Linked DNA regions of Homo sapiens: region 1 is linked to region 2. Evidence: chromatin contacts called from ENCODE Hi-C or POLR2A ChIA-PET data. All regions are on one chromosome and are shown on one strand. The core of a region is the stretch at or near the end of the contact, and the rest is flanking DNA. Distances in the headings are between cores, read along the strand shown. Region 1 has its middle 67 kb from the start of PRDM11. Region 2 holds the start of LINC02696 (long intergenic non-protein coding RNA 2696).

Region 1 (5,104 bases), core at 826-3,325, 280 kb after region 2:
CATTAAGTCATCATAATGAGCTTTTGTGTTGTTTTGGAGGAAGAATGAGGTGAGTAGAGGCAGGGTCTAGAGCCAGACTACAGAGGTGCAGAATCCAGCTGTGCCATGTACTGGGAATCCCTGGACAAGATCCTTAATCATCCTGTGCCTCAGTTTCCTCATCTGTAAAGTGGAGGTACTAATACCGACTTCATGGTGTTGTTGCTGCGGAATTAAATGAGCTTTTAAACAAGATTAAATTAAATTTTATATAAATATCTGTAAAATGCTTGCAGTGGTACTGGGCACGTGGTCTGTAAGTGTTTGGTTGTTTTTCTAGACCCACACTTAACCCCAGTGCTTCTCAAGACACTGCTCAGGGCAGCCGTATTAATCAGTTGTTGCTTCTCCTGTTTTAATCCAGTCTCCTCATTGTAGATGGCAGGTGGTGGGGCCAGTGAATCCAGGTGGTGGGAAGTCTTTCCCAGGGTCTCAGTGACTCAATGGAGCTGGAGCTCACCATTTCCTGATACTGACACCAGAATTTGTTGCATTATACGATGATATGGTTTGGCTGTGTCCCCACCCAAATCTCATCTTGAATTGTAGTTCCCATAATTCCCACGTGTTGTGGGAGGGACCTGGTGGGAGATAATTGAATCACGCGGTTTCTCTCATAGTGTACTAGTAGTGAATAAGTCTCTCAAGATCTGATGGTTTTATAAGGGGTTTCCCCTTCCACTTGGCTCTCATTCTCTCTTGCCTGCTGCCATGTAAGAAGTGCCTTTTGCCTTCTGCCATGATTGTGAGGCCTCCCCAGTCATGTGGAACTGTGAGTCCATTAAACCTCTTTTTCTTTATAAATTACCCAGTCTTGGGTATGTCTTTATCAGCAGCCTGAAAACGGACTAATACATATGACTTACAGCATAGGAAGGCGCTAGCAGGAAGGATCCCAGTGCTTAAGAGGGAAACTCCTGGAACCTTCATCTGCCCACTGTGAAGGGAAGAGCTGATATCCAGCCCTCCCAGCTCTGCACAACGTGAGGATCTCCCACAGGGCTGTCCCAGGGGAGTCAGCATCGGGGGTGGGGCATAGGCCAGTCCCCCTGCTATCCTGTACGATAACCCCTCTCCTGGGGGCCCAGTGCATCTCCAATCTCTGTGGCAGGTTCCTCCCCACCTTTCCAGGCCCCTTCCTTTCTTCTGTTCCTTCTTAGGAGATATAGCTACAGCCTGGGGTGGTGGCCATTCAGCTAGCCCTTGATGGGAGGGTCCCAGGAACCAGCTTCAGGCCCTAGATGGGTCCACTTCCAAAGTGACCAGCCTCCGCCTTCAGAGACACTGGAACCATATGACCTGCTGGCCGGCCTCCGGCAAGCGGATGGGACCTCAGCCTTCACAACTAGACCGCTTCTAGTTAAGCACCGGTGTTTCCAGCCCTTGGAGAAGAAAACTCAAGAAAGTGCTTCCAAGGTGTAGTTCAAAGACTACCTGTGCCGAATCACCTGGGGGTGGGGGTCAGGAGGCTCATCGATGAAAATACAAATTCCTGGGTCTTACACAAGACCTACCGGGTTAGACTCTGGAGCTGGGAGTGCAGGAACCGCAAGTTTCCCAAGCAACTCCTGCACACTCGAGTTAGTAAACTGTGGGACTCACGGGGCAACAGCAACGGGAAAGCCCTTAGGACCAGGAATCCTTGGTACCATCCCAACCCCATTGCCAGACTCCCTGAGGGACGCCAGGGATTCACAGTTTGTGCCAGTGAACGAGCCCAAGCCTGCGTCTTCACTCCTTTCTCTCCAGCTGCCCACACTGCTCACACGTTCCCCGCAGTTTCTAAATTCAAAGTGGGGCAGTTTGAGCTGTTTACCAACTCCCTTTCCTGGGCACCAGGTCTTAGAAGCCTGCCACTGGAGAGGGGTCTGGGCTCACATCCTTCTAGGGCTTGGCAGGAGTTTCCCTGACTGTAGGCAGGGGGTGAGGATGGGACCCGAGGGCCCTGTTGCAAGCTGGGTGACTTCCTGGCCTGGAGCAAGCCTCTGACTTTCCAGACACAGCTTGGGCCTCTGAACCACTTCCTCCCGGAAGTCACAGTCTTTACAATCTCCCCCAAGTGGGACGGCAGCCTGAGTGCTGTCAGGCTCACCTGCAGAGGGACTCCCGTCCTGGGCCCTGGAGCTGGCGCTGGGGTGGGGGTGGGAGCCTGACACCCACTCCGGCCCCCTACAGATGGTCCAATGCCTCGTTGGCAGAGCAAGTGTTCATTGAACACCTGCTGAGTGTGGCTTGCTGTACTGGGTGCTGGTGGGGGGAGGGTGAGGGATGGGGAAGCATTGGGGGCGAAGAAAGAAATAGAAGACTGGGGGAGTGGAGAAGCCCACACGCAGGTTTAGAACAATCACTAAGCAGCCTGCCAGGCAAAGCGAAACACACTCATCAGAATCCAGTCTGCGTGAGCTTATTCAGCAGGCCAGGCTGGTATCTCAGAGGTGTGGGGTGTGTGCTGGCGTGGGAGGGGGGCAGGGAAGACACAGGGGCAGACAGGACTTATGTTCCAGTCCTGAGGCCACACACCATGGACAAGGCCATTGCTGTGTGGCCTTGGTAAGTTACTTACCCTCTCTGAGCCTCAGCCATTCCCCTTTCTGTGCTTCCCCCAGTGTATACAACCTGGAAAATTGCCAGCTTAAACCAAATTTTCTGACACTTAGCAAGGGATGTGGCTTCTTGGTCATCTGAGTGGTCTGTCAGCTAGAGGCCCATGTCACCCCAACAGGCAGTATAGGGTCATGATTAGAAACCTTGTGCTTTGGGGTCACAGACCTTCACTGAAAGCCACCTCTGCCACAGGCATATCAATGCCCTTGTCTATAGAATGAGCAGATCTGTCGGCATCTTTGCAGGGAGGATTCAGTGAAATTCACTCCTGGCTGGGGAGCGGGGTGTCTGGACAGCATCTCGGAGAAGGGGCAGAGGACATGAGGTTCACAAAGCACTGCCTTCCTCCTTTGCTTTGATTCATTTTAGTTGCAGTAGTCACTTGTTGGAGATGTTAATGAATACAAAAGCCAGAGAGTGTTTCACTTTTTTCAAAGACTGCACGAGTTATGAGGTTTGAGGAGTGCCAGGGTACAGGATGGAAGGGGCCCAGCGCTGTGCCTGGCGCTTGGTGAGCTCTCCTGAGTGTTACAAGACAGACTTCTTCCCACTGCTTCCTCTCTTTAGTGTCTTCCGATGAAGACACTCCTCCCCTTTCTCCTTCTCAGCTGTGTTTGTTCCCTAGAGACAGCTGGAGCTCCACCCCCCAACAGCCCCTAAGCAGGGGGGGGCCTCTCCCCTGCAGCAGCCTGGCTCTGGGCTAATCCTAAACCCTCTCCTAATTAAAGAGCATATAATTTAGGGATTAAGTGTGAAGTGATTAAAATTAGAGACCTGTGTGCCAATCCTGGCTTACTATTCACTGGCTGTGTGACCTGGGGCAAATTACTTAGCCTCTCTGTGCTTCAGCTTCCTCCTCCAAAAAAAAAAAAAAACATGGACTAAGGCACCCACGTCACAGGGCTGTTGTCAAGATGAATCGAGTAAGTGCATGTGAAACATTTAGCATGCACTAAGCAGTCAATGAACATGCAGCTGTTCTTCAGGTTAAAGCCACACTGGCTATTGGTTGCCTTCTGTTTTCTTTACTTTCGCAGAGCCACCTCCCGCCATGGGCCAGTCTGGCTGGAAACTGTAGGAGTGAATAAGAGAAGGATCCATGTGAGTGCGTGGTCAAAATAGAAGTTGCCGTGGAAAGGCGAGAGATGAGTCTGCCAGTGAGAGCCTGTCTGGATGTCGTCAGCTGTGATGGGCCTACAGGTTGTCACGGACTTGGCGGCTCTCCGACGACTGCTGAGCAGTCTTCTATGTATAAGAATCCAGAGCCTGTCGGGATGAACCAGGGTGTAGGGAGTCAGTGTTAATGGCGCTTGGGAGCTGGGTTCAGCGGGGAGGTTCCTCAGAAGGGTCCGGACTCCATCACAATCATTGCAGATGGAGTTGGACTCTAGCCAGCAGAGAGGAGTAGTCACAGAAACTGTGGAGGCCAGAACAAGCTGATCTGAGCCCTAGGGGGTTAAAATTCTTTCTTCCCTCCCCACTCACCTCAGAAAAGTGACCTGGGACCTTGTGACCAAGCAAGTGAAAATTCAATTCATTATCTCATAAATGCCTTCAAGAGTTGGTAGACCTAAGAGTACAAAAGAATACAAGATTCCCCCCACTTCCAAAAATCCTAAGAGTTGAAAGGGTGAATACATGTGCATATGGTCAGAGTTGAAACCTACAAATGCAGGCACATGATCAACCCTGTGTAGGCATAGACAAGAATTAAGGAGTGTGTGGATTACCAGAATCCAGGGATTGGGCTGAAGAGCTGGGGAGACAAACCCTCATTTTTTTTTATGCCTGTGACATAGAACTTAGGGAGTCCCCCTAGGCCACCACATCCAGGAGAAATTCCCTATCCTAAGCAACCTCAACTGAAGGGCTCATAACGGCCTTCTTGGGGGCTAAGCCACCCCAGTTAACTGAGATAATGTTTTTTCTTTGTGGGTGTACATTTTTTTCACTCCAGGAGATTTGGGGTTATGTTAAGACAGGCTTATGGGAATTAAAACCATAGTATTTTATTTTTCTGTTATACACTTACTTGTAATGCTAAGATAATTTTGCCTATTAAAGTGAGAATCTAATCATCCTAATTTAAAATGTAATTGAGCAATTAGATGTGTGAGTTTACATTGAAATCTTACTAAACTTATGCTCAGTCCTAGAATATTTCAGAGCATTTTAGGTTCACAGTATATATACATTTAATTTACTAGCTGTAAATGAATTAGTTATGTCCCCAGGGAGATTTTGCTCAAAACAGGCAAATGAGTTTAAAAGGAAATCCAACAGATGACTTTAAAGATGTTATTGAAGTACATCATATACTCTGACAAGTCCTGAGATGACAAAGTGAACCGGTATCCATGTAACCAGCACCAGATCAAGATGCCTCACAATACTTGAACCTGGAAAACCTCTCAGCAGGTCCCTCCTGCAGCCAGTCCCCCTCCAAGGGAAACCACTCACT
Region 2 (5,580 bases), core at 1,721-4,220:
GAAAAGTGTTCTCTAAGACTCAAGTACAGAGCATGTGCTGAGACAAGATTCTTCAAGCTGGTATGTGTGTATGTGCGGGCACACGCATGCTTGTACAAGTCTTAAGATGTCTAGGACATATCTGTAGAGTTGTTCTATATCATTTCCATGTTCCTTCCCAGACCCTCTGCCCTCCATCCCAAATGCTTTTCTTGCCCCTCTCCACTGTGTCTTTGCCCACATCTTGTGCTTCAGGCTCCACTCTATGTAGCATTTGACCCCCTGGCCTTTACCAGCCTTCCTGTTTCAATGTACCTGAGATGAGATGGCAGCAGCTTTGGGGAAGCAGAATCCATTCGTACATTCATTCATTCATTCATTCATATGTCACAGACTATTTGAAGTTCTGGGGATACAGTCATACAATATAGACAAGATGTTTATTTTCAGGGAGCTTACATATTAATGGGAGGAGACAGTCAATAAACAAAGGAAGATACAAGAAAATAGCAGTAATGATGAGTGTTGTGGTGAAACTGAATCAGGATGACGTGACAGAGAGTAACAAGGGGGTACATGAGTTTGGGTGGTCAAGGGAGGACTTATTTGAAGAGGTCACATTGAAATTCAGCTCTAAACAAGAGAGGGCCAGCTCTGCAATAACTGGGTGAAGAGGGTTCCAGCAAAGGGAACAGCTAGTGCAAGGACCCTAAGGCAGGATAAAACTTGGCAGGTTGAAGAAAGAAAGATAGTATGTCTGGATTATAGTGAGTGAAGGGGTAGGGAGTGGTACCAGATTGAGTCCAGATCACATAGGGCACAGTAATTAGTGGGGGAAGACAATAATTCTAAACACAAAAGTGATAGAATCTAACTTACATTTTAAACAAATATTTTGGCTGCTACTGTGTGGTGAATGGACTGGGATGGTGAAAATGGGTCAGAAGATTAGAAGCAGGGAAGTTAAATGAAAAGGATCTTGCAGTTAACCAGGTAAAGGATGATGATGCCTGGGTTAGGGTGGTGGAGATAAGAACAGTGAATGGATTTAGGATATATTTTAGAATAAAAGCGGATCGAATTTGTTGATGGGTGAGCTGTGGGGAATGAAAGAGGGAATCAAGATTGTTCCCAGGTTTTTGCTTTGAGTGCACTAATGATGGCACCATTAGTTGACATAAGGAGCCCTGGGAGAGGAAGAGATTGGGGGCAGGAAAGGAAGAGTTTGACTTAGACATGTTAATTTGAGATATTTATTAATGAACCCACTGAAGCCCCCATCTCATACTTTATATCTATCACTATACCAAGAACTATGAGATCCAAGACCTTGCCTTCCTTTTCAATTCCTTGTTAAGCAGGAATAAAGTGAAAAATTACTGAATAAAATATTCAGTTTTTTTGCAAAACACTCTTACGTTCAGAGGTTTGGTAGCAGAGCCATATCTTCCCAGGCAGGCATAAGTAGCCAATCAATCTCCATGTCATACCAAGCAACGGTCCAAGGGGCAAACTAATTAAAAATTTAATCCCATGATTTTCATCTTAATCTCTTTTTCCCATTAGCTTTGATCAATGCCTACAACTACAATTTAACCAAACTTTTCATTTAGATAAATGACTCAGTGGGGTACCTATTTAGTCCGTTTGTTATGAACCAATGGATAACTAAAATGTATATGCTAATTACTAAAGACCACACACTAATTTTCAAAGCATTTTATTAGCACAAAAGCTGTGTTCCTGTTATCAAATGAAATGCGCTTCCTATGTTACACTCAGTAGTTGTTCAAACCAGTTTCTCTTGACTTCAGTAGCCAAATTGCAGCATGCTGTGTAGGTACACAGTGCACTTGAGAAATGTCTGCACATCCCAACCCTGCACTATATCACAAGCAGTAGTGAAAGGTGTAGCAAATAAGAAGATTCCATGAACTTCTCAGCTACCTGAGACTTCTGCTGCACCCTGAAAAAAAAAATCAGGCTAGAAACCACATAAAACAACTAAACCAAACTGAATGCAGGGGCTGCTATGAGGAAGAATGAACTTTGCAGCCTGTTCCAAATGCTAAGGTGAAGGAGGTCCTTCCTGGCTCTGCTCACTAGGTGTGCAAGTCAGGAGATATTCATTTCGTGATCATCCTTTCCTATCACCTGTGGTGAAATTTCTACTGCTTTCAAGTCTTCCAGCCCCTATTTGAATGCCAAAATTCTTAAGTTCCTTCAAGTAAAAGAGATCTTCATTTTAAAAATAAAAGTCAATGGCTCTGGTCTCCTGTAGCCTTTTCAGCCCCTGTAACAGTGCTTTCTCACTTAGATTTTCACTGTCACTTCAATAAAGGGGTGAGAAGAGAGAACTGGCCTGCGATCAATGAAAACTATTCAGTAAAAACTCTTCATGCCAGACATGGCCCCAGAAACAGGAGGAAAGTTTACCAGACAGCAGGAGTGGGTGGTGGCTGGGTCCAGTGGAATGGGTAAACCTAAAAGGGGACGAAAATGGTTTTCAGGCTGCTGTGGCCCTCTCTACACACAAATTTTGTGGCCATGAAGTCCTGGCTACTAAGCATCATTGTCTTTGCGCAACCGCTGCACCTGCCACTTCCCTCAACCCATTAATAATCGGGTTCCTGGGAGGATTTTCATCCCCAATTTACTGGACATGCCTCCGAGCCACCTCCCCGCTCCGGCCCTCCCTCTCGTTGGTCGCCTTCAGACTCCCCCACACGCGGGACGGCCCCTCCCCCCACCCTCCTCACCGGCTAGCCGCGGCCAGCAGAGCCTTCGAGCGGCTCTGTCAGGCTGCCCTGGAGCGTAAGGAAGAAGAAGGCGCGAAGGAAGAAGACTTCCTCATATTCTTGGCTTCCAAGGGGCGCTAGGGCAACAGAGGGGGAAATGACGTAGCTTCCATCCCGGAAGCGAAAATTGGGCGCGGGTCCAGGAAGCCGCCATGTTGTGTGTGGCGGATGAGAATTTCAGCGCTCAGCATCTGGGTACCAGCAGAGAGGCCCCACAGAGAGGCTAGACTAACCGTCTCCGCCTCCTCTCCTTTCTCTGCTCCTCCCCTCCTCCCATCCCCCCTCCCTCTCCTTTCTCAGTGTACTAAATGAGTGCTTCAGAGCCCAGTGAATAGATGGACAAACATTTAAATTTCCTAGCCGGAAACACTGAAAAGATGAACTGTCAAGAGGCGTTTGAACCAGAGGGACTCCATCTTGAATAGGGGCTGCATAAAAGAAGGTGGAGACCTGCTGGGATGCATTCCCAGGAGGTTAGGCATTCTAAGTCACAGGATGAGACAGGGAGGTCAGCACAAGATACAGGTCACAAAGACCCTGCTGGTAAAACAGGATACTTAAAGAAGCCGGCCAAAATCCACCAAAACCAAGATTGGCAATGAAAGTGAACTCTGGTTGTCCCCACTGCTCATCATATGCTAATTATAATACATTAGCTTGCTGAAAGACTCTCCCACCAGCACCATGAGCATTTACAAATGCCATGGCGATGTTAGGAAGTTACTCTATATGATCTGAAGGCGAGGGTGGAACCCTCAGTTCTGGGAATTGCCACTCCTTTCCCCAGAATACTCTTGACTAATCTACCCCTTGTTTAGTGTATAATCAATAAATAACGTATACACAGTTGAACAGCCCATGCCGCTGTTCTGCCTATGGTGTAGCCAATCGTTTATTCCTTTACTTTTTTAATAAACTTGCTTTCACTTTACTCTTTGAACTTGCCCCAAATTCTTCGTTGCTTAAAGTCTAAGAATCCTCTCTTGGGGTCTGGATGGGGACCCCTTTTCATTAACATAACCACTTTACAATAGTTGAGGGTTTCAAGCACCAGGCTGGTGAGTACAGAGTACATGGCCCTGCTTTTCTTGACTTTGGTTACTTGGACTCAGGCCACAGCTGAAGAATACAGGAGGGAGGGAGGGAGAGAGAGAGATCATTGGGAAGCAGGTGGCGGCAGTGGTGGTGGTGGATTGGGTGTGTGAAATTTGCAGAGTTGGGGTGACTGCCAGGCTTCTGGGCTGATAGCTGGGAGAATGTTGGGCCATCACATACTAAAAGGGAACCACAGGAGAAGAAGCTGATGTGTGGGAAGTTTGGTTTTACATATATTAAGCCTTGAAGGTCTTCTAGGGGAGAAACTCAACAGGCCAATGGATGTGCCTGGTTTGATTTTTTAGATGACAGGCCTGAGCTAGAAATCTGTGCCTTAGATTCTTGTATATGAATGGTGCTAGAGCAGGAGCTTAGAAGAAATTGCCTGGTGGAGAGAATACCCTTTGGGAAAGAGGCGCAGGACAGAGTGTCAAGAGCTCTTCTACTAAAGAAAGGGAAGATGAGCAGGCAGCCCTAGGAGAGGAACCAGGGAAATGCGGCATTGCAGGGAGCAAGGGAAGAGCACTTCAGGAAGAGTAATTAGGTCAGTTTTGCTGATAAATTAGTGAGATGACTGAGCAGACTTTGTTGTTACCTGGAGCAGATTCCTTGGAATGGCTGGAGAAGGTCAGCTTGTGGTGAGTTGAGGAATAAGTGAGGGTGATGGTGAGAAAATGGAGATAAATGAACATAGGCAAATCTTCCAAGAAGTTGTCTGTGAAGAAATGAGAGTGATTCTGAAAGGAAAATGATGATTTTTAATTATTATTTTTTAAGATTGGAGAAACATAAGCTTGTTTTGGGGGGTTTTTGTTTTGTTTTGTTTTCTTGAGATGTAGTCTCACTCTGTTGCCGAGGCTGGAGTGCATTGGTGTAATATTGGCTCACTGCAACCTCTGCCACTGGGGTTCAAATGATTCTCCTACTTTAGCCTCCTGAGTAGCTCTGATTGCAGGCACGCGCCACCACGCTAGGCTAATTTTTGTATTTTTAGTAGAGATGGGGTTTCACCATGTTTGCCAGGCTGGTCTCAAACTCCTGACCTCAGTTGCTCCCACCTTGGCCTCCCAAAGTGCTGGGATTACAGGCACGAGCCACCACACCCAGCCAAAGCTTGTTTAAATATTGATGAGAAGGAGCCAGGGATTTTTTATGTTGATCAGCCCATGGACAAACTGAAGAGTGGCCTTGACTGTTTCCTGGCAAATGATAGTAAAGACCCTTGAGGAAAGAGTGCCTCTTTCTAATTCACACACATGGCCAGAGCAGCCGTGGATGAAAGTTTGATGCTGGAAGGTGAAGTATGTCCTGTCTTGCAGTGTGCATTTTGCCTAGGAAAGGGAGGTGAGATCATTGAAGGAAGGAGATGAAGTGCCTGAGAAGTTTGAGATCAGTGGAGGATGTGTGCGTGGCTGTAGGGGTTGGGGGGATAGCAGAGCAAGCAGATTTTAGCCATGTAGATTCCTAGATAGTGACTCTACAGTAACCTTAAAATGTCTGAAATAGGATAATAGCCTCTTTTTTTTTTTTTTTTTTTGACAGAGTCTTGCTCTGTTGCCCAGGCTGGAGTGCAGTGGCACCATTTCGGCTCACTGCGACCTCTGCCTCCAGGGTTCAAGCGATTCTCATGCCTCACCCTCCAAAGTAGCTGGGATTACAGGCGTGTGCCACCACACCTGGCTAATTTTTGTATTTTTAGTAGAGAGAC

What was found. Hi-C counts contacts between places; a loop is a spot of excess contacts on that map. ChIA-PET counts read pairs that join two places held with the same protein, here RNA polymerase II (POLR2A). Pooled maps may share reads with other maps.
Region 1: a pooled map shows a loop between it and region 2 (5-fold over the local background). The contact joins the enhancer-like site here to the promoter of LINC02696 in region 2. A Hi-C loop is called at or near these places in 4 of 50 pooled maps. POLR2A ChIA-PET finds 5 or more read pairs at or near these places in 2 of 52 experiments (A673 and activated naive CD4-positive, alpha-beta T cell).

What each region holds. Positions count from the first base shown.
Region 1 is chr11:45,077,307-45,082,410 of GRCh38, reverse strand. No RefSeq gene overlaps it. Among named protein-coding and RNA genes, the nearest start is that of PRDM11, 67 kb to the left of the region's middle. RefSeq lists an enhancer at 1-157 and a silencer at 2,273-2,342. Within about 2 kb of position 2,075, at least 13 of the 41 ENCODE cell types and tissues checked have a DNase peak (open chromatin) inside an H3K27ac peak, as active enhancers do.
Region 2 is chr11:45,352,761-45,358,340 of GRCh38, reverse strand. LINC02696 (long intergenic non-protein coding RNA 2696) reads right to left here and starts at 2,970. Exons shown (of 2, transcript NR_120558.1): 1 at 2,739-2,970; 2 at 1,684-1,945.